Linked DNA regions of Homo sapiens: all the other regions are linked to region 2. A link is a loop called in an ENCODE intact Hi-C map of the cell type or tissue named here. Cell type or tissue: PC-3. All regions are shown on one strand. Each heading gives the region's core, and the rest is flanking DNA. Links, peaks and the distances in the headings are about the cores only. Region 1 holds the start of LOC124902485 (a long non-coding RNA gene). Region 2 overlaps PDE6C (phosphodiesterase 6C). Region 3 holds the start of PDE6C (phosphodiesterase 6C).

Region 1 (11,279 bases), core at 3,820-6,319, 74 kb before region 2:
AAATTAGGAAATTCAGATAAGCCACAAGAATAAAAACAATTTGAGAGTCCTGCCTAGAAATAGACACTTCACTTTCTGGATTGTATCCTTCCATGTTTTTTTCTGTGCATGCGAGCACGTGAGTGTATGTGAGAGAGAAAGTGTGTGTGTGCGTGTGTGTGTTGGATGGCCATATACTCATTCACACATATACATTCTCTTCAACACACTGGGATCATAGAAGCACATGGTTTAGGGACCTGCTTTTTTCTTTCACTCCTACTGTAGAGAGAACACCTTGCTCTATCATTATACCCTCCACAAAAGTCTTGCTAACCCTGGAGAGATTTTGGCAGACATTCTGGAAAAGGCTTTTGGAAAGAGTTGGGGGTCTTAAGAAAAGCTTCTGTGTGTCCTCTGTTTTTCTACTCTCCCTTAAAATTTTTCCATCACAAGAATAGGAATGAGAGACCAAGTCACATTCAGGGCTGGAATCCATTTCTTCCGATTGATGCTTCAGCATACCTGCTCATATGTATTGCTACTGCTGTCTTGGAATGAGGGGTCCATAGTGGGCAGAGGCCTGAGTACAAAAGGAGGTGGTGCGGGTTTTCTGGAGAGCAGTAGTAGCCTCACTGCCAGTAATCAGAAGATCCTTGAAAGAAACAGGTTTCTGGCCGGGCATGGTGGCTCACGCCTGTAATCCCATCACTTTGTGAGGCCAAGGCGGGCGGATCACAAGGTCAGGAGATCGAGACCATTCTGGCTAACATGGTGAAACCCCGTCTCTACTAAAAATACAAAAAAAAAAAATTAGCTGGTCATGGTGGCGTGCTCCTGTGGTCCCAGCTACTCGGGAGGCTGAGGCGAGGCAGGAGAATCGCTTGAACCTGGGAGGCGGAGGTTGCAGTGAGCCGAGATCGCGCCACCGCACTCCAGACTGGCAACAAAGTGAGACTCTGTCTCAAAGAAAAAAAACAAAACAAAACAGGTTTCTTTCCAGTCACCAAAATGTGGAAGGATTTAATGAACTTCCCCCTACCATGTGTTCACACCAGCCCAGTCTTGATTCACTGCTAAAAATTCTCTGCTTTTGCCTAGTAGAGCGTTCAATGAATATTGGTCAAGTGAATGAATGAATGAATGGTACTTCAGATGATCATGCTACTCCTAGACATTGGTTAAGATGCCTTGGCCCTTCAAAATCAATAACGTGGTCTTTTTACACAGCACGTGCTCTTAAAAATAATCTATTCTATATGTGTGTGTTAGGGCCACTTGTTTTCTAGACAGTTTTGTTTCTGTAGTCAAGTGGGCATAGGAAGTTTATATGTGGGAAGTTAGTATATACAGACACACAGATATATGTCTGTTTTCATTGGCCTATTTATTCATTGGATGAAATTGTTGCAGAAGCTATTTGTAACTATTCAGTAAGGTCTCCATATGTTGCAGTTCTTGCAGTTAGTGTTAAACATTTGGATCAATACAACATAGTGATAGCAGCAAGATCACAAACCTTCACATTCTTCTGCCATATTCCATTGGTTTTACATCTTGAACTGTCTGTGAGTGGAGGCTGATCTTTGCCTTGGGGCTCTAGATGGCCAGGTTGATGCAGCTCGACACACTTTAGACACCTGAGCACCCCCAGCATGAATACTTAATGCTTTAGCAAAGACCCTGTGTCCTTCAGCTTACACAGTTGTGACTACAGGGAAACCTCGTTCCTGTTTTGATATGTTTGTTATGTAGCATGTCCTTTCCGATCTCTGTAACCTTTCAGGGGTCAGTTTTCTCCTTTGTAAAATGGCAGGCTTGGAAGAGAAGGCTCGAAAGCCCTTTGCATGTCAGCCCAGGGAAGTGGAAAGACCACACCTAGGAACCGACTCTAGCTCTTACCACCCTGTAAGCCTGAGGCTCAGTTGCTGTCCCTGGAGAACAGAAAACATAATCATGGCTATTCTGAGGGTCAGGGGCAAGTGCTTTGCAAGTGGGATTGTGGTGGGCAGTGGGAGGGATTCTGGGGTTCACTGTCATGCTAGTTGTGTAACTGGGCAATGCAACCGTGTAAGTGTCAGGAAACCCTCAATAAGACTGAGCCAGAGGCCAATAAGAAGCCAGCATTTACATGATGTTCTTTTCCTTTTTGTAACTAGGAAATTTCGATTTGCACACTGATTTGGCCCACCATTCCTGGAGAGATCTCGTGGGATGTCTCTTTTGTTACTTTGAACTTCTTGGTGCCAGGACTGGTCATTGTGATCAGTTACTCCAAAATTTTACAGGTATGTTTTCTGCAAGTGCTGCCACTGAACTTCACCCAGGCTTGGGGTTATTTCTGCTAGAATCTTAGAATTTGGGGTCGGAGAACACCTAAGAGTTCACGCCAGCTCAATCTTGATTCACTGCCCAGGTCTACAACACTGAGGAAGGAGAGGATTTTTTTAGAAGTTATATCTTTGTGATTATGTTTTTGCTCATCACTAAAGTAATACTAGGTCATTACAAAAAATTAAATTAAAATGAAAGCAGACACATAAATGTAAATAACACAGAAACTGAAAACTTACTCTACCTTCTTAACAATTCAAGATGTATTTTTTCAGGTTATTTTTCTTATAAGCTTATGTATATGTCATGTATACTGTGTGTGTATTTGATGAACCATATGAAATTGCAGGTTAAAATGGTCAAATGGTTATCTGACACTGTTCAATGTTCTTTTCAGATATGAGATAATACTCTCTGCTCTGTAACTCCTTTTTTCACTTAACATTATATCTTAACATCTTTCCACATCATTCCTATATCTCTAACTCATTATTTTTAGTGGCTACAGATATGACTTCATTTATTTTATGGTCTTTTAGGCTGTGTCCATTGTTTCCCCATCGCAAACACTGCAGTACTGGAGAATGTATACTTTTTAAAACATTTTATTGAAGTATTATATACATATATAAAAAGCACACTGAGCATAGGTGTAGGCTCAAACTGAGTGCATTCATGAAAGCAGCTCCCAGGTCAAGAAATGGAATATTACCAGAAGTCCCTCCTATTATCTTCCAGTTGCTACTCCACCCACCCCCAGGGAATGCCCATTTCAAATGTGCACTGAAACAGGAAATGATCTCTACCTTTAAAACAAATATGTACAGGGACATAAAAAGGACGAGTCAGCCTGTTTTATATCTCGTAAGGTAGCCCATTTGTGAGTAAGTTGCCTGCCCAGGCAAACAGCATGGGTGCATCCATGTTTATGCCCATTTTAGAAGGTTTAATGCAAAGCCCTTGAATCCTCGTGGAGGTTTATAGTTGTTGAATCTTGGTTTTATAGCATCTCATGTGTGGGTCATCTGGCAAGTAGGCACTTGAAGTGGTGCCCTGTAGGGCCTGCTCACTCTCTGGTCACTTTTATGGCCCTTTCTTTGCAGCTAAGGGTCTGTAACCTTCTTAGACGCTCAGAACCCATAGCCAGGCCAACCTCCATCCAGGTCTGCTAATCCCTGGGTCCTGTGGGAGATGGCCCCTCCATGTCACTCATTAGACTCTTGCCCACCCAATGACCACTAAAGTGACACCCAGCCTGAGGCTTGTTCAAGTGCAGGAGGCAGATTCAGGCCTGGAGTTAAGGTCTGGACAGTGCTTGCGATGGGACCAGGCATATGATAGTGCTATGTAAGTGTTAGCTATTATCATTAAGTTAAAAGGAAAGAGGTGAGAGAAAAAGGAAGATAAATGTAGAACTTATTTAACAAATATTTACATAGTGTTGACCATATGCCAGGAACTGACTCTTTAATTCTGATAAGAATTACAGATGAAGAAACCCAGGCACAGGGAGGTTAAGTAACTTACCCAAGGTAACACAGCTTGTAAGTGGCAATCAGGATTTAAATTCAGGCAGTCTGACCCTAGAGTCCCAATGCATTAATTCCTCAGACATGTGTTAAGGGCCTGCTCTGTGCGAAGTGCTTGGGGGAAGGGAGGTGGGCTAAAAACCGAGCAAGACACATTCTCTATCCAGAAGAAGCTTTGACATAAAAGGGGAAGAGGGAGGAGACAGACAAGGGTGCTGATATCGAAAGGAGAGAAACTGAACACAAGGTGGAATGATACTGAGACTTTGCAAACACTTTGCAAACTGTTAAATGCTACACAAACGTAAGGGACGAATAAGGGGTATAAGAAAGAAGAGCAGGCCAGGTGTGGTAGCTCACGCCTGTAATCCTAGCACTTTGGGAGGGTGAGACCAGTGGATCACCTGAGGTCAGGAATTCAAGGCCAGCCTCGCCAACATGGTGAAAGCCCGTCTCTACTAATAATACAAAAATCAGCCGGGCGTAGTGGTGGGCGTCTGTAATCCCAGCTACTGTGGAGGCTGAGGCAGGAGAATCACTTGAACCCAGGAAGAGGAGGTTGCAGTAAGCCGAGATCGTGCCACTGCACTCCAGCCTGGGCAACAAAGTGAGATTCCCTCTCAAAAAAAAAAAAAAAAAAAAAAAAACGAGAAAAACAAAAGGCCATGAAGACAGACACAGAGACTTGACAGTGTTATTTTAATAATCTGGGTTTGAGTCTTGAATCTGCCACTTACTTGCTGTGTGGCCTTGGCCAGCTTAGTTACCATCTCTGGGCCTCAGTTTCCTCATCTGCAAAATAGCAAACATAATGCCAGCAGTACAGAGTTGTTGTGAGGCATGTAGGAGATGCTACTGATGGGACAGAGAGAGCCATGCCTGCCTGTAGCAGGTGATGAATAAATTATGACGGTCGTGATTTGTTAGGCAAGGCTGCTCTTCCGACCCCTGTCTCAGAGCATGCTGGGAAAAGGTGCTGCTAAGATTTGCAAGAGGATAAACAACAGCCCAGATTTGGAGCACATCAAGAACAAGGAATTGATGCTAGAGCAGGGCTGGCTGGAAGGGGCGGCAGCATTTGACCTCCTTCCTGGAGGTCTCACTCCTGAGTTCCTTAGGCGCCAAGAGGGCTCTGGTCTGCCCCTTTTCACTCGTACCTCACGCTTCTCAGCTGCCTGCTGAGGAAGGAATGATTTTCCACCCACCCCCATCTTTTTCTCAAGGCCAGGGTCCACCTGGAAAAATTCTGAGACCTGAGGAGTTGGGGCAGCTGTCCTTTTAGCCACCCACCTCTAAACAGCAGTTTACTCTCGAAGCACCTTGTGTCTAAACCCACAGCCGGCCTTCACTTCTCCCCATTACAGACCTCGGAACACCTCCTGGATGCAAGAGCTGTCGTGACTCACAGTGAGGTAAAAGGGCACTCTGAGTAACAGAGTAACAGAGCAAATATGTAATTTACATTCCATCACCACCCTCACCTTAAGGCCCTGTGTGGTCTGGCCCCGCTGCCGTTCTCACCTTCATATTTCACCCTCCCTTGTGTCCACATTGGCCTTGAGGCTGTACTGCGCACTGGCCACCATACTGCTGCCCCAGGGCCTTTGCACCTGCCACTTGTTCTCCTTGATCTCTCTTCTCCAGATTTCTGCATGGGTCACTTCCCCACTTCATTTAGTTTTTACTCAAAAAGCTCTTCACCAAAAAGTCTTCCCATCAATCTCCAATTCCTTATCCTGATTTATTTCTCTTCAAACACTTACTACACCTGTCATATTCAATTTATGACAGTCATCTGTCTTGCCCACTACAATGCAAGCTCCATGAGAGCAGAGGTTTTGGTTTGTTCACTGCTATATTCCTATGCCTAGATCAGAGCCTGGCTCATTCATTGTAGGTGCTCAATAAATATTTGTTGAATGAATGAGGCATGAGCCTTGGATCACATTGAAAGGGGTCTACAGGGTCGTCTCTTCTTGGACAGTGGGAAAATCACTGGACAAAGAGTCCTAAGACAGAAGTTCTAATCCAGGCTTTATCACTGTGTGACCTTGGGCAAGTCACTTAAGTAATGTGAACCTCAGTTTCGCAGGAGCCAAATATGCCTCAGTGGATTAACACAATAAAATGAAAGAGCAGATATGATAATGTTTTAAAAATCACAATTTTAATCCAAATATCACTTAAAAATTACTTTCCACGTTATTAGCAAAATCCACTGTTGCCCATTTCCCAGGAGGACTATGACATTTGTCCTCACTTGGTACCATGAGTTTGCCAGGCTGATAATTTGGAAGCAGACAAGCTATACCAGGTGGATGGAGTGTGCAAGCAGGGCCTCAGTTTGCATCTCCTCCCCTGTGAAGATATACGTAACTCAGAGATACTGAGTCAGCTTTTCTGTCCAAGCTTTTTCTGTGAAGCTTGGTTTTACATAACTCTGTAAAATCAATTGAACATCAATGTTAATTAGGCATAATAACAGACAATTCACAAATTGTTTGACACCATGGGATACAAACACTACAGCACCACCAGTCCCACTTCTCACCTGTCACTAGTTCCTGTAACCCAGGTCTCATCTCCAGGCTTGAGAAGTGTCTCTTTTTCACATCACCCTGGTCTTCTATTGCTCTAAAGCAGTGTGTCTCCTAGAATGCTCTGTAGAGTGCCATGGCAATGTTAGGTGTTAGAAAGGGTTTGGGAAATGCTGGGATAGGCTAGATTGGATTCTTTGCTGCAGGACTTCTCAGGACCTTTATTATGCCAATATACTTTGAGGATCTCCCACACAGTAATAGAATAGGTATCATTGCTAAACGTGACTACAGAACCCCCTTTTCTCCACAGAGCATCTCTCTGCACTGGTGCTCCAAGAAATGCCTTTTTGGAAACCCTGCTCTAAAGTCTCCACCCTCCTTCCTGGTTCTGACCTGGGCAAGAATTCAGAGCAGGCTTCGCCCTGGCTCTTTCCCTACTGCCCACCCTTCAGGGGCTGCTTCATGTGCTTGGAGCAGTGGCCTTATTCATCCTTCTGCCCTCCCTGCTTCCTCTTTCCTTGTGACTCAAACATGCCATACATCTTCAATATTTTTTCCAATCAACAGTTTTCCCAAGGGAATAACCTCCCAGCGACTTCTAAGTGCCTTCGGATCAGGCTGTCACCACTGTTTGGGGCTTGCTTGACGTCATCGCCCAGCAACTGTTGCCATGACAACTGAGATGCCTCTACCCTTTTGTAACAGTGGATGTTTATTGATCCCCCTCTCATTGCCCACATATGCACCAGAATGGAAGAGCAGCGTGGGTGGAGCTGCCTTGCTTATTGCTGTGTGTCCAGCACCTATGAGTGCTTAGCACATAGCAGGGGCATATAAATATTTGTCGAATAAGTGAGTCTATGGCTTGCAGATGGAAAACCCTCAGCCTGCCTCAGGGCTAAACTGAGAAACAAAATCTGTTTCCGCTGAACATGAGGGTGTTAGACAGTGAACACAAAGCCCTTTCTCCACGCCTGACCTGCATTCCCCAGCTTTGGGGGCCTGCATGCTGGTCGTGGAAGGGTAGGTGGAATCTCTGGAAAGATGGAATTTTCTGTCCAGTGATTCTAGAAGGGAGGCTGTTGATTGACCAAGCAGCTCCCAGAGGAGACTCAACCTTCAGGGTTGAGTCCCAACTTTGTCAGTGGGAACATCCTCTACCCATCCCCACATGTTGGCAGCAGCGGTCTGCTGGCATGGGGTGGCAGAAGGGTGTGAGGTAGGGTGGAGACTACCCCACGGTCTTCAGAAGCTCATGTGGGTGTGGAGGCAGTGAGTCTCAAAAAGGTCTGTCCTCAAAGGACTGAGGGGAACTCCAGACTGAGTCTGTTGTCCTAGATGAGCAGCTGCGACACTTCAGTGGGCAAGAATCACCCGGGGAGTTTAGGAAACTTGCAGATTTCTGGGCCTCACCCAGCCCCACACAATCCGAATGTCTGAAGGGGCCCCCCAGCATTTGCATGTCATCATGTACTCGGTGGCCGTGGACCACATTCCCCAGATGCTGTCCACCTCTGCTGAGGTGCTGTGCCTCACCGGAGAAGACACTGGCACCTGGCATGGGGTACACTCCCCTACTTGACTGTGAGGCTCAAGCAAATCACTTCTCTTCTCAGGGCCTCTTAGTTCCAAAACTGCGGCAACCACAGAACCTATCCCAGAGGCTTGTTCTGTGGATTAGGATTAATCCTCAAAAGTTAATTGAGCATTTAGTTTAATCTAAAAGCACATCAAGCATTCTGCCCAGTGCAGAAGACATTTGAAATCCTGGATCAATGTTAATTATCTTTGACATCTAGCATGGGGAGAGGAGGAGGAGAGGAGCCACATTTGATTATAAAGCCCCCTTTTCTTCCTCGCACCCTACCAGTGGTGGGAACTGTGGAGAGAAGGAGATAGTAGCATCTCTCAGTGCTAAAAAAGATCCAGGCCAGGTGCGGTGGCTCACACCTGTAATTCCAGTACTTTGGGAGGCCAAGGCAGGCAGATCACCTGAGGTCGGGAGGTCAAGACCAGCCTGACCAACATGGAGAAACCCCGTCTCTACTAAAAATTCACAATTAGCCAGGTGTAGTGGTGCATGCCTGTAATCCCAGCTACTCAGGAGGCTGAGACAGGAGAATTGCTTAAACCTGGGAGGTGGAGGTTGCGGTGAGCCGAGATCACACTATTGCACTCCAGCCTGGGCAACAAGAGCGAAACTCCATCTCAAAAAAAAAAAAAAAAAAAAAATCCATCCACTTAAGCACTTGGTCCATGAGTGAGCCCACTTTGTCTGTCACCCGCAGCCATTGTCAGGTACCTGCTAGGGCTCTGGGTCACAGAAGACACAGGCATGCCTTGCTTCAGCTCCCATCCCCCAAGGAACCTGTAGTCTGGTGGGGGTCTGTGTTAGTCTGTTCTCACACTGCTTTAAAGAACTGCCTGAGACTGGGCAATTTATACAGAAAAGAGCTTTAGTTGACTCGGTTCCACATGGCTGGGGAGGCCTCAGGAAACTTGCAATCATGGCAGAAGGAGAAGCAAGGACCTTCTTTGCATGGTGGCAGGAGAGAGAAGAGAGTGAGCAGGAGGAGGGAAAACTGTCTTATAAAACCATCAGATCTCATGAGAACTCATTCACTATCACAAGAACAGCGTGGGGGAAACTGCCCCCATGATCCAAACACCTCCCACCTGGATCCTCCCTCCACACGTGGGGATTACGGGAATTACAATTCGAGATGAGATTTGGTTAGGGATACAGATCCAAACCATATCCGGGTCAGAGGTAAGAGGGACGCCTGGGCCGGGCGCGGTGGCTCAAGTCTGTAATCCTAGCACTTTGGGAGGCCAAGGCGGGTGGATCACGAGGTCAGGAGTTCGAGACCATCCTGGCTAACACGGTGAAACCCCGTCTCTACTAAAAATACAAAAAAAAAAAAAAAAAAAATTAGCCGGGCGTGATGGCGGGCGCCTGTAGTCCCAGCTACTCAGGAGTCTGAGGCAGGAGAATGGGGTGAACCCAGGAGGTGGAGCTTGCAGTGAGCCGAGATGGCGCCACTGCACTTCAGCCTGGGTGACAGAGCGAGACTCCGCTTCAAAAAAAAAAAAAAAAGTAGGACGCCTGGACATCTACCACATAGTGTATGTGGCAACTGTCGCATGAGTGCCTGAAACAAAATGCTGCAAGATGCCAAGCGGGAGATGAACCAGGAATCCTTCTCAGAGTTCCTGGCATTAGAGTTTGGAGTTAAAGCCTGGGCAGAAGGATTCCCATGGGCAGAGATAGTAGAGAGTGGGAAAGAACTAGTTTATGATAAAGACAATGGGCTGGCGTCAGGCTGCCAAGTTGGCAGTCCACCTCGGCAGCTTCTTAGCTGAGTACTGGTGGGCAAGTTTTGTAAGCTCTTTGAGCCTCAGCTTCCTCATCTGTAAAATGGGGATCATCACAGTACATATGTCACAGAATTGTTGGGAGAATTTAAAAAGGTAAACTAAGTGATAGGTAAGGGCCTGGCACATAGTAGGTGCTCCATAAATGTGAGCCTTCATCAACATCACTCATCAAAAAGTATTTTTGCGACACTACACCAGGGACCCTGGGTACATTGTCGCCCTTCTTAGGATGGTGTGGGCAGCAAGAGGGATGAAGCTGCTGTCAGAATCAGCCCTTGTGGGTCCCCCAGCCTGTGCTTAGGCCTAGAGCGATATCCTTACTCAGAGGCGGTACCAATTCCTCTGCAGCCCACCCACCTGACACCCTGCCCAACTGATATTCTCTTAGATCTAACAGCCAAGGCAGCTTCCTTAGATTAACCAGGTTTCACCGGAACACAAGTTCTAGTTTTGATTCTACATAATGACTTCCAGACTTGGATGTGCCAATATGGCCTCTGGCGTTTGAGCCCGAGGTGGTGCCCTGTGTATCCTGAGCAACCTTCACCCTGCAGAGCCATTGAGGGGAGGGGAGAGCTGAATAGTGTGGCCATCCCTTTTGAGACTTTTGTAATTTGTCTCATCTTTAATCCCACTGAGCTAGATTTTCAGAGATGGGGGCTCTGACCCTGTATTATCAGTGGAGTGACCTTCAACAAGTTTCTTAAATTTCTTGAAATTCAATTTCCTCATCTGGGAAGTGGGAACAATGATAGTACAAATCTAGAGTAGGTATGAAGATTAAATGTGACGACTGAGAAGTAAATGTGCGGCACAGTGCCGGCCACACGGAAGCCCTCAGTAAAGCTAGAGATCTGTATGACTATGAGGCTGTTCACTCAGCATCTGTTGCCCTGGTCTCCACCATCAACAGGTGGACCTAAACTCCTGCACAGAGCAAGCAGCCACATTGAATCATAAAACAAACAACTATCCTTTAATTAGCTAGTTACAAGTTTTTGTTTTTTTTTTTGAGACAGGGCCTCACTGTGTCACCCAGGCTAGAGTGCAGTGGCGCAATCTCGGCTCATTGCAACCTCCACCTCCTGGGATCAAGCGATTCTCATGCCTCAGCCTCCTGAGTAGTTGGGATTACAGGTGCCCACCACCATACCCTGCTCATTTTTTTGTATTTTTAGTAGAGACAGGGTTTCACCATGTTGCCAGGGTTGTCTCGAACCCCTGACCTCAGGCGATCTGCCCGCCTCAGCCTCCCAAAGCGCTGAGATTCCAGGCATGAGCCACTGCGCCCAGCCTAGTTACAAGTATTCTAACGGGAATATTTTCAGCCATTCTGATCTTGCAGTTAAATTTACCTGAACTGTGAATGATGTTAATTACCTTCCATTACTCCCCCTCTTGAGATTCAGGAGTCTTGGGGGACACCTGTAGGATCTCCTGAAAGAAGAGTCCAGAATCCCCTTCTAAGCCCACATAACCAGGGCTGCCTTCATTGCCTGCCATGCCTCTGCTTCACTGC
Region 2 (2,500 bases), core at 1-2,500:
GTGTGTGTGTGCATGTGTGTGTGTGTGTGCCTGTGTGTGTGTATGTCCCACTTTGTTCCAAAGAGGATTTGATGGAGCTTCGAAGAATACATACAACACTAAAGAAAAAGAAAATGAGGACTAATGGAAAAATAAGAAAAACGAGGTGAGCATAGTAAAGGCCATACATACCCAAAATGTATATCAGAGATGGGCCACAAATTTGGCCAAAACGTTTATCAGACACAGGCCACAAATTTGGCCAAGTGCTTTCTAGCAACTAATACAAAAACTGGAATGGGATCTTTTATATGAATCTATATCCACAACTTAATAAGTCAATTAGAAGCTCTTCTTTCAAGAACCTCAGGTGTGAAAGGGAGAACAGAGAAAATCTAAAAGAATGTAGAATTAAGAAAGAGTTTTTCAATTAGGAGGCTTGTACATGTTTTTAGATAAAAATGAAAATGAGTGAGAAGAAAAAGGTATGAATGAAATGCAGATATGTAGTGCTATATGCAAAAGAAGCAGTACTGAAATGGTGACTATAAACCCTTTTTCTTCATTATATCAATTTTTAAAAATCCAGTATTGACTCATTTTGAAAAGTAAGATAGTTTTTGATAATCTATCAACTTTAATACAGTTGTTTTATTATTTTGGATTGGAAAAAGGTATAAGAGTAAACAGTATTTGTCACATATGTTTCTATATATTTCTTTATATATAGCGTTTTCTTTCACGTCTATTAAATAGCAACAAGTGTCCAGGTTTACATTAAGCAATATGCACTAAAACAATTGGTGCATAATAAATTTGATGTATTTGATTTGTTGTAGATTATATACTCTGCACAATCTGACACTTGGTAGAGACGAGGAAGTCTCTGTCCCAAGGAATTATTTCTCTGAATTCAGCAGTCTGATTTGCTTCTTTAAATGACTTAATGTGCTATAAATATTAACTTGTCTAAAAGTTTAAGGCATTTTCACACATTCCTCCCCTCCCCCTGCTTTTTTTCCTAGTATAGCAATCAAGGTTGGCTTCAAATATTATTAATTTGCCAAGTATGTATCTGAGTCACATAATAAACATCACTTTGGGAACATAGCAATGTTCATCAGTGAACAAATAAAGGCAGTGATTCCCTGATGTCAGTATGCCACTGGATCACCCCAAGTCCAAAAGGAAGGCCACCATTGTTCCAAAATCAGGGGCAGGTTAAGTGGGATCAAAATGACTCCACTTACTTTTCCCCTCCCTGGTAATCCAGACCAGGTTGAAAATAACCTGTATCCAGATTTGATTCAGAGATTCTGGACTGATATGTACAATAGACTTCTGTGAAATGTCCCAAGTAAGAAATTGATTCGGGGTCCAGGCACGGTGGCTCATGCCTGTAATCCCAGCACTTTGGGAGGCCGAGATGGGCGGATCCCTTGAGGTCAGGAGTTTGAGACTAGCCTGGCTAACATGGTGAAAACCCATCTCTACTAAAAAATACAAAAATTAGCTGGGCATGGTGGTGGGTGCCTGTAATCCCAGCTATTTGGGAGGCTGAGGCAGGAGAATCGCTTGAACCCAGGAGGCAGAGGCTGAAGTGAGCTGAGATTGTGCCACTGCACTCCAGCCTGGGCAACAGAGTGAGACTCCATCTCAAAAAAAAACAAAAACAAAAACAAAAACAAAAACAAAAAAAAACATTGATTTTGATCCAGATAATCTCTCTTTTGTTTTTGTAATTTAGACTGGTCAACACCCATTGCTTCATTCTAGCTATTTTAAAAGTTTAACTATAGTTGCTATGATGAACTCATTATGTTGACAAAACAAATCACAATTTTCCCTTCTATTACTTATATATGCTTTGTAAAACACCACTTTTCTTGTCCTAGAAAATGTTATAAAAAGATGACTTAAGGGAAGATTTATATAAGGCATAGTGTAGTGTCTAAAACTTGAGTTCTTGTCCAATTATTGCTTTCTAATATTTCAATCTTCTGAAATGACTGAGCCATATTTGGTCTTAGGTTTGCAATTCTATTTCTACCAGGAGCTAGCCTCATAACTTTACGTAATAATAATAATGATACAACAATAAATTTTAACAGCGATTTACAGTTTTAAAATGCATTCACAGTTGTCATTTCATTTGATTCAGCATTCCACAGATATTAATTGAGCATAGACTAAGTGCTAGGCAGTTAGGCAGGGCAGCTGTTATTATGCCCATATGAGAAAACAAATACAGATGTTAAGTGAAGTCTCTAGGATTATACCACTGCCAAAGTGGGGAAGCCAGGAAATGAACCTGGGTTCCCTCTTGAGAGGTAATGTAGTGTGGTGCAGAGATTAGGAGCACAGACTCTGGAACCATGCTGCACTGGCTTAGACACCAGTTCTGCCACATTCTAGCTGTTTAACCTCGGGCAAGTTACTTCACCTCTCTGTGCTGGGGTCTGTTGTGAAGAGATTAAGAATATTCACAAAGCACTTAGAGCCTGGTAGGTAGTAAGAACTA
Region 3 (9,013 bases), core at 377-2,876, 48 kb before region 2:
TCATTCATCTTTGTACCTGTCCCCATTCTCCCCACTTTTCCACTGGGTATATCAAGAGACTTGTTCATAGTAGGTGCTTAATCAATAGATATAATTTCTTTTACTGAAATTAGTCACTCTATGCAAACTCCATAAAACATTTATTTTTAAAGACCTGTTCAGAGTTCACCCTTTCTAATATATAATTCCTCAGGATTTAGTACTTGTAGCACAGGTGGCTACTTGGCCTTTCACCAGAAAATTTGCAGTCCCCTTCCATGTTGTAAAGTTGGGGACTACCAGTCTGCCAGCCCCTGCCTTCCCCGTCCCCACTTCCCGAAGCTCTGTAAGGCCACGAGCCTTCTGGCCAGCGGAAGGGGCTGTGTCACTCCCAGGCAGAGCTCAGAAAAGCTGCCCGTTCAATTGTTCACATCCTCTCTTTTCTTCTCTTATCTGCCAGGGTCCCCACTGGTGACTGACTTTATGTGAATGAGAGATGAGCTTCCACTGGATGAAGCTACTGAGATTTGAGAGGTTACCTGTAACAGAAGTTGCTGTTACCTTAACCTTCACAGCATCAAACACATCACTAACTCCTAAAAAAGACTGAAAAGGGTTTTACCATAACTCACAGAACTAATGCAAGACATTTGTGTCCTTACCCTCATGAAAATTAAGCACTAGCAACCAGCTCCATTTTATACAAAGTAACATTTATACCCACATCTGGACCGAGGCCAAGAAAAATGAAAAACAAGGAAGTGGAGCAGCATTTATCTTCTGACTGCATTTAAAAGATGTCAAAATAATTGGTTGAAAAATGGAAAGGTTAGTCAGTCCATGTTTTCAGGTACAAAGAGATAAATTAATTTTTTCAATACGGTGTTCTCAGTGGTTGCAGTCATCAGACCATCACATCAATTTGGATAAAAATAATATGGTTTTCACCAACCAAATTGTCTCTGAGATACCTGGTTATACCCCCAATTAAGTGCAGGCACAGGGCTTTCATGAGAGCAAATGTGCAGATGGAAGGGTCCTGTGCAGTTGGCTGCCAGATGTGCCTGAAATTCCTACCTACAGGGGGTCCTTTCCATGATGGGTAATTATAGGAACAGATAATCTGGCTAAGGTGGAACTGAAGAGTGGGTTCAGTATAATAATGTGAAATACACTTAATTAGCCCAGGATATTGTTGATTTCTGTGTTGGTGCTTCTACCTCGTAGGCATATGTTTTGGCTATTGTATAAGCATAACTTCCTGTAGAAGTCATTAACTGCAGCAAAAAAATTTAACAATGATGGAATTAGAAATTACGCGTGCTCATTTATGTAGAGTACTACTGAAAACTTGTTTAAGCAGAAAGTTTAAGGAAGTTAAATCATTCTTTGTGGATTTTTAAAAAGATTGTCTGGAATTTTTATTTCACTCTTGTATTAGTATTTAACATTTTATGATATTTGTCTAGATTTCAAAATCTTCAAAGAAAGAGTCTTTGTATATCTCCCTCTAGCATCAAGTACGAAGTCTAGTTCACCTCATGTGCACATTTTTTAATTGAGCCATATTTAAACTGGTAGTTTTAGAGTAGGTTACTATCACTTGCTGGCTATGACCTTGGGCAAGCTAACTTAATTTCTGTGTGCCTCAGTTTCTCACCTGTAAAATGATAATGGTACCTACCTTATAAGATTGTAAAAATTAAATGAGATAGGCCAGTCACGGTGGCTCACTCCTGTAATCCCAGCACTTTGGGAGGCTGAGGTGGGAGGATCACCTGAGGTCGGTAGTTCAAGACCAGCCTGACCAACATGGAGAAACCCCGTCTCTACTAAAAATACAAAATTAGCTGGGCATGGTGGCGCATGCCTGTAATCCCAGCTACTTGGGAGGCTGAGGCAGGAGAATCACTTGAACCCGGGAGGTGGAGGTTGTGGTGAGCGGAGATCATGCCATTGCACTCCAGCCTGGGCAACAAGAGTGAAACTTTGTCTCAAAAAAACGCCCCAAAAATTAAATAAGATAATATATGTAAGGATCTTAGGAGGGTACCTGTCACAGAGTATATATTTTGTATGTTATCTATTCTTATTATCCTTTTATTATTACCAGGTGGTTTACATTTCTTAAAAAAATTCTATGTAAATGCAGTGGAGTTTTCACATTGACTTAGTTATCATTTCAGAGTTTATCTAAATAAATTTGTCATTAAAAAATATTAGCACCTAAGATTTTGACTTTTTCCTTCATTTTCTCCATCAGTTAATATTCTATCCAAAAAAAACAAACAACAAATCTATGCTTTGAATGAAACAGAAGCACTGAGGTAAAAATTAAACAGTGAAGTCAACATTTTGTCATGTTAAAAATTTATTCTAAGTGATCTGTTTGGTAAGTTTAAATTTTAAGATATGTCATTTTCCATCCTATTTAATAAATGGTGCTGGGAAAATTGGCTAAATATATGCAGAAGAATGAAACTTGACCCCTACCTCTCACCAGCTACAAAAACTGACTCAAGATGGATTAAAGACTTAAATGTAAGACTTCAAACTATAAAAATCCTAGAAGAAAACCTAGGAAACACTCTTCTGAACATCAGCCTAGGCAAAGAATTTATGACTAAGTCCTCAAAAGAAAACACGACAAAAACAAAAATTGACACGTGGGACCTAATTAAACTAAAGAGCTTCTGCACAGCAAAAGACACTATCAACAGAGTAAACAGACACTCTACGAAATGGGAGAAAATATTAGCAAACTATGCATCTGACAAAGGACTAATATCTAGAATCTATAAAAAACAAATCAACAAGAAGAAAACAAATTACCCCATTAAAAAGTGGGCAAAGGACAGGGACAGGTATTTCTCAAAAGAAGACATACAAGCAGCCAACAAACATATGAAAAAATGTTCAACATCACTAATCATTAGAGAAATGCAAATCAAAACCTTTCGCACCAGACAGTATGGCTGTTATTAAAAAGTCAAAAAATAGCAGATGTTGGTAAGGTTGTGGAGAAAAAGGAACACTCATATGCTGTTGGTGGGATTGTAAATTGGTTCAGTCCCTCCGGAAAACAGTGTTGAGATTTCTCAAAGAACTAACAATAGAACTCCCATTTGACCCAGCAATCCCATTACTGGGTGTCTATCCAGTAGAAACCCAAAAGAAAATAGATCATGCTACCTAAAAGACACCTGCACTCACAAGTTTATCACAGCACTATTCACAATAGCAAAGACATGGAATCAACCCAGGTGCCCATCAGCGGTGAACTGGGTAAAGAAAATGTGGTACATATGCACCAATGGAATACTATGCAGCCATACAAAAAACAAAATCATGTCCTATGCAGCAACATGGATGCAGCTGGAGGCCATTATCCTAAGTGAATTAATGCAGGAACAGAAAACCAAATACCACATGTTCTTACTTATAAGTGAGAGCTAAACATTGAGTATACATGGACACAATGATGGGAACAATAGGCACTGGGGCCTCCACAAGGACAAAGGAAAGGGTTGAAAAACTACGTATTGAGTACTATGCTCCCTATCTGGGTGATGGGTTCAACTGAAGCTCAAACCTCAGCATCATGCAATATACCCATATAAAAACCTACACGTGTACCACCTGAATCAGACATTTTAAAAAATAAAATATGTTATTTTCTGAAATTGATTTTGTTTTTTTCAGTGCCTAGTAGCAGACAGCCAATAAGAGACACAAAGATCTTGCTAACACTGGCAAGAAGCTCTGCAAAGAACTATCCCAAGAGGAAGAGCTATGGAAATCACAGGACTTCATCAAGAACAAGAAAGAAAGAAAAGGCTATTGGTGTGTGTGCTAAAAGGAGGCTTCTAATATTACCCATTTAAAAATCTTTGATAAAATGTCATTTGTCTTAGTTCAGGTGGCTATAACAAAGTGTCATAGAAGGAGTGGCTCATAGTTCTGGAAGCTGGAGGTCTGAGGTCAGGGTGCCAGCATGGTCAGGTTCAGTGATGGCCATCTTCCTCTTCCAGGTCACAGACAGCCATCTTCTCCTGGTATCCTCACATGGAAGAAAGAGGGCTGGAGAGCTCTCTGGGGGCCCTTTAATAAGGGCACTAATACCACTTGTGAGGGTTCCATCCTCATGACCTAGTCACATCCTGAAGGCCATACCGTCTAATACCATCACATTAGAGGTTAGGATTTCAACAGATGAGTTTTAGGGGAATACAAACGTTCAGTCCATAACTTCGCTCAACACTCAAAGTAGTTAACAGTGACCCCTTCTCTTGTGTGCTTTTTCTAACTAATCAATTGCCTCGTCCTGTCAATTGTCATGACACATTTGCTGGATTGTGTCTCACATTTGTCCTTTTCTTTTTCATTCCCAAGCAACTTCACCCATAGACTGCAGAGATAACCTCAAAATCTTTGTTTATGAATGACTTAATTTCTTTATTACATAAAGTATATATGTTCATTGTAGATGCTTTACAAAAATCAGGTAAGCAAAAAAGAAGAAAAAAATTAATGTCTTGAATCCCACCACTTTGAAATAACTTTTTTTTTCTGAGATAGGTTCTTGTTCAGTCGCCCAGGTTGGAGTGCGGTGGTGCGATCACAGCTCCCTGCAGCCTCTACCTCCTGATCTCAAGCCATCCCCCCATCTCAGTCCCAGTCTCAGCTGAGACTACAGGCATGTGCCACCAAGCCCAGCTAATTTTTGTAATTTTTTGTAGGGCGGGGTTTCACCATGTTGCCTAGGCTGCTGTCAGACTCCTGAGTTCAAGTAATTTGCCTGTCTCGGCCTCCCAAAGTGCTGGGATTATAGGCATGAGCCACTGTGTCCTGCCTTGAAATAATTTCACTTAATATTTTGGTATATATACCTCTGTCTGTGCATATTAATGGAATTATGCTGCAATACTGTTTGTAATTAACTGCATATCATAAATATTTTTTCATGTCAATAGACTTTAACAATATTATTAGGTTGGTACAAAAGTAATTGCGGTTTTTGCCACTAAAAGTAATGGGGAAAATCGCTATTATTTTTGTACCAACCTAATAGCTGCGTAGCTTTCTATTTTACAGATCTAATACCATTTATTTACTCAACCTCCTACTATTAAGTGTCTAGGCTATTTCTGATCTTTTACTTTTATACCCACACTCATGGTAAGCACCCTTGCAACTATATTAATCACATACATTCTTAATTATTTCTCTAAGATGAATTCATAAAAGCAGAATTGTGGGGTCAAAGCCTATACACATTTTTAGGTTGTTTGATAATAAGCCAAATGCAATAAAGTATCTTAATCTGTATCCCAATGTCCAGTATTCTGTTTTCCTCCAACTTATCTTCCTCCTTAAGTTTGTAAAGAAGAACACTAATAATGTTGCCTCCCACTTCAAAAATTGTCCAGGATTCAAAATCCTCAGTCTAGGCTTTGAAGCCCTTCTAATCTGGGCCCGGCCCACCTTTTCAGGGTCACCTCTCACTGTCCTCCCTGTATTACCCTACACCCCATGCTATTGCTTCTGAACACTCTTGATTTCTACCCTGTCTTCAGCCACACTAGATATGATCCCTTTCGTGAACTCCGATAGCCATGTACATGTGCCTCACTTCCAGCATTAATTGTATTCTGTTCTATGTCTCATGGGCTTTTTACGCACTAGTCTTACCTCCCTTCCCACACCACAAGTGCTTGTAATGCTGGGACCACCCCCTGAGTCCCCGACAGTAGAAGTGTAACTGTCAGAATTGTCTTGGTGATGCTGCAGTAACAACAACCCTCAGGTCTCCGAGGCTGAAAACAAGACAAGTTTATTTCTCATCATGCTACATGTCCATCTCGGGTCATCCAGGGGCCTCTGTTACATGACATCCTCACTCTGGGATTCAGGGGCCCTTTCATCTGAAACTGATGTGGCAGCAGAGGGAACAGAGACCTGGAGAGCCTCCCGTTGGCAATTAATTGTTCCTGTCTGAAAGTGATATTTCTGCCCACAAACCATTTGTTAAAATCAGTCACATGGCTGTACCAGAGGGAGGAAGAGTAATCTTCCCATGTAACTGGGAGAAGGAAACAATCATATAATATAAGGGGAACTTGAAGTCTCTATCACAATAGCTAGAATGGTGCCTTGCTTGTAACAGACAATCAATAGACAAATGTTGAAAGAATGAACAAATGAGGCCAGGTGAAGTGGCTCACACCTGTAATCCCAGCACTTTGGGAGGCCAAGGAGGGCAGATTACCTAAAGAGTTCGAGACCAGCCTGGCCAACATGGTGAAACCTTGTCTCTACTAAAAATACAAAAAAATTAGCCAGGTATGGTGGCATGCACCTGTAATCCCAGCTACTCCGGAGGCTGAGGCAAGAGATTCGCTTGAACCCGGGAGGCGGAGGTTGCAGTAAGCCAAGATCGCGCCTGGGCAATAGAGGGAGACTCCATCTCAAAAAAACAAAAAAGAAAGAAAGAATGAACAAATGAATGAATCTCTAACTAGTTATAAAAACAAAAGAATGCTGACTATAATAGGATGTTTCTTTTTCAAATTAATATTCACTTTTATAAGATTATGAAAGATGGGCCGGGCACGGTGGCTCATACCTGTAATCCCAGCACTTTGGGAGGCCGAGGCGGGTGGATCACGAGGTCAGGAGATCAAGATCATCCTGGCTAACACAGTGAAACCCCGTCTCTACTAAAAATACAAAAAATTAGCCGGGCATGGTGGCAGGAGCCTGTAGTCCCAGCTACTCGGGAGGCTGAGGCAGGAGAATGGCATGAACCCAGGAGGCAGAGGTTGCAGTGAGCCGAGATCGCACCACTGCACTCTAGCCTGGGCAATAGAGCAAGACTCTGTCTCAAAAAAAAAAAAAAAAAGATTATGAAAGTTGAACATATATGGGCATTTTGTTTTTTCTTTTTCTATTAAGTATAAGTCTGTATATGAAATGCAAATATGTGTTTTTCCCTCTCTGTTTCAAGAGGGAAGGATGAAACCAGGAAATCGTGAGCACACCACATACTTACAGGAGAAGTAGGAACTGTACCATGAGTCACACAAAATAACTAGGTAAAAAAGAGTGTCCAAAATTGTTAGATAAGGAAGATGGTCCCATAGGAGGGGTGACTCAGTTGACTCAACTCTCTCCTGGGAAATACACTTCTGCATTATCCTATTTATAATAACAGGGTGTTATGAAGTAAATAGTCACCCAAAGAGGAACCTCCTGAGAGTAGAGTTGAGTGTGACATAGGACAGTCCAAGAAAATATGTGCACCTGACAAGGTGCTTTGAGGTAGCAGGTGAAGCTCAATCACAAGAAGTGGCATAACTCAACAAATGACTCTTTCTGTACCCCTGGGAAAACCATGTTTCCCACCAAGAATCTCTCAATTCATGACAGGGAATGTGCAACCTCAACGGATCTCTCTTTCTTTTGTGACTATTAAGATTACTATCTCTCAGGCTGACACAGGTGGATCACCTGAGGTTGGGAGTTCAAGACTAGCCTGGCCAACATGGTGAAACCCCATCTCTACCAAAAATACAAAAATTAGCTGGGCGTGGTGGCACCCACCTGTAGTCCCAGCTACTCGGGAGGCTGAGGCAGGAGAATCACTTGAACCTAGGAGACGGAGGTTGCAGTGAGCTGAGATCGCACCACTGCACTCCAGCCTGGCAATAGAGCGAGACTCAGTCTCAAAAAAAAAAAAAAAAAAAAAGAAAAAGATTACTATCTAGAGAGGTAAATCTTAGAGAACTCAATGAAACTCATAGGGTTTCTATTTTTGAAGCAAACTTAAATGTGGGTGTAACAATAATTTTTAGAGTCACTGTAACATGTGTGTGTTTTCCACTTAAGAGAATTTGTCATATTAGGTTTGTAGCTTTATTGAAGTGTTTAAAACACCTTGACTAAGTTTGAAACCAACATTTAAGTATCGAAGGCAATTGGTTCATGAATTAATAGTTTGAATTATTAGTTGCATAATAGTGTTTAAATATTTGAGGAAATGTGTTTAATAGATGTAAAAGCTTAGTAAAGTGAACATTAAACAAAACTAAGTAGTGGTAAGTGTTCTTTCTATGCCAGTAGCCCCTGAGACGTTAAGGATCCTAGCAACAGACAAGATATCTATCATCTAGTAGATTTAGTAGACTGTATGTTGTAGCAAAATCGCATGACCTCTGGCTATTACTATTGAAAACAAAATCCTAACTAAGATACTTAGCAGAAAAACCCAGCCAGCAACTATGTAGGTTACCTTTTGTAATTACAGTCTCTCGACAAGGGTTATTATTCAATTCATGACTTGATTAGGTTTGGATCATTGGCAAATATTTTGCTATGTTCACCTCTTTAGTAATAAGCTTGAGGTTTACTCCTTTAAAACACTTCTGAGGTCAAGCTTTCTGAAGTGACAGGGATTGAGAGGTGAAGGTTCTAGAGAAAGAGGAGGCCAAGCAACCTTGGTGATCAAAAGACTTTTAAGAAAAGGAAAGATTAATATTCACCTTTATGTTGCAGTGATGCAAACTGTTCCATATCTCCCAGATGTTCATTACAGTTGCTATATAAACAAAAAAAATCCAAGCACTTCCGAGGTCTAAATAGTTTTACTTCCTATAGCTATCATACAAGAACGATTCAAAGTGCCAATTGTTGCCAATGTCGTGTCATTCATGGATATGTCAGTGATTCTTCCTTGCTGTGGACAGCAGCCGACATTCAGTTATTTTTCTGGAATAGACACCTCAGCTTGCTACTTGCTGGGCTGATCTAAGATACTCTGAAGATTCGCTAGGGACTTATGAGCTACTAATGCTCAGGGATTTAGTGTCCTGAAGAACTCTTTAATCCTGTGCTTCCTGAATCCCACCCTAAGCCAGGGCCTTCTGTCACATCCCAAGAGTTACAGGCAGTTTGAAAGCTCTGCTTTCTGCTTGACCTTTGGAAGTCCTATGAGGGACCATTTACGGTTTCCTCAGTAATTTCCACCAGGATGAAT

Evidence for each region. Hi-C counts contacts between places; a loop is a spot of excess contacts. Peaks named below come from ENCODE experiments on the same cell type or tissue, not always from the same donor. Only the 100,000 strongest peaks of a DNase experiment are listed, where the experiment ranks them.
Region 1: a loop joins it to region 2, with 5 times the contacts of the local background. A loop is called at or near these places in 1 of 110 quality-filtered maps.
Region 3: it touches region 2 in a loop (2.3-fold over the local background); 1 of 110 quality-filtered maps calls a loop at or near these places.

Annotation. Positions count from the first base shown.
Region 1 is chr10:93,573,953-93,585,231 of GRCh38, forward strand. It overlaps FFAR4 (free fatty acid receptor 4), which reads left to right. Exons shown (of 3, transcript NM_001195755.2): 2 at 2,139-2,267. LOC124902485 (a long non-coding RNA gene) reads right to left here and starts at 6,941. Exons shown (of 3, transcript XR_007062250.1): 1 at 6,776-6,941; 2 at 6,394-6,503; 3 at 6,125-6,200. RefSeq lists a silencer at 7,563-7,768. In PC-3, for the core only: no CTCF peak of the experiment used is centred there; a DNase peak (open chromatin) is centred at 5,259; H3K4me3 peaks cover 270 bases; H3K27ac peaks cover 1,539 bases.
Region 2 is chr10:93,652,007-93,654,506 of GRCh38, forward strand. All of the region lies in intron 15 of PDE6C (phosphodiesterase 6C), which reads left to right. Among named protein-coding and RNA genes, the nearest start is that of PDE6C, 41 kb to the left of the region's middle. In PC-3, for the core only: no CTCF peak of the experiment used is centred there; a DNase peak (open chromatin) is centred at 1,055; H3K4me3 peaks cover 591 bases; H3K27ac peaks cover 543 bases.
Region 3 is chr10:93,603,635-93,612,647 of GRCh38, forward strand. PDE6C (phosphodiesterase 6C) reads left to right here and starts at 8,903. Exons shown (of 22, transcript NM_006204.4): 1 at 8,903-9,013. In PC-3, for the core only: no CTCF peak of the experiment used is centred there; no DNase peak of the experiment used is centred there.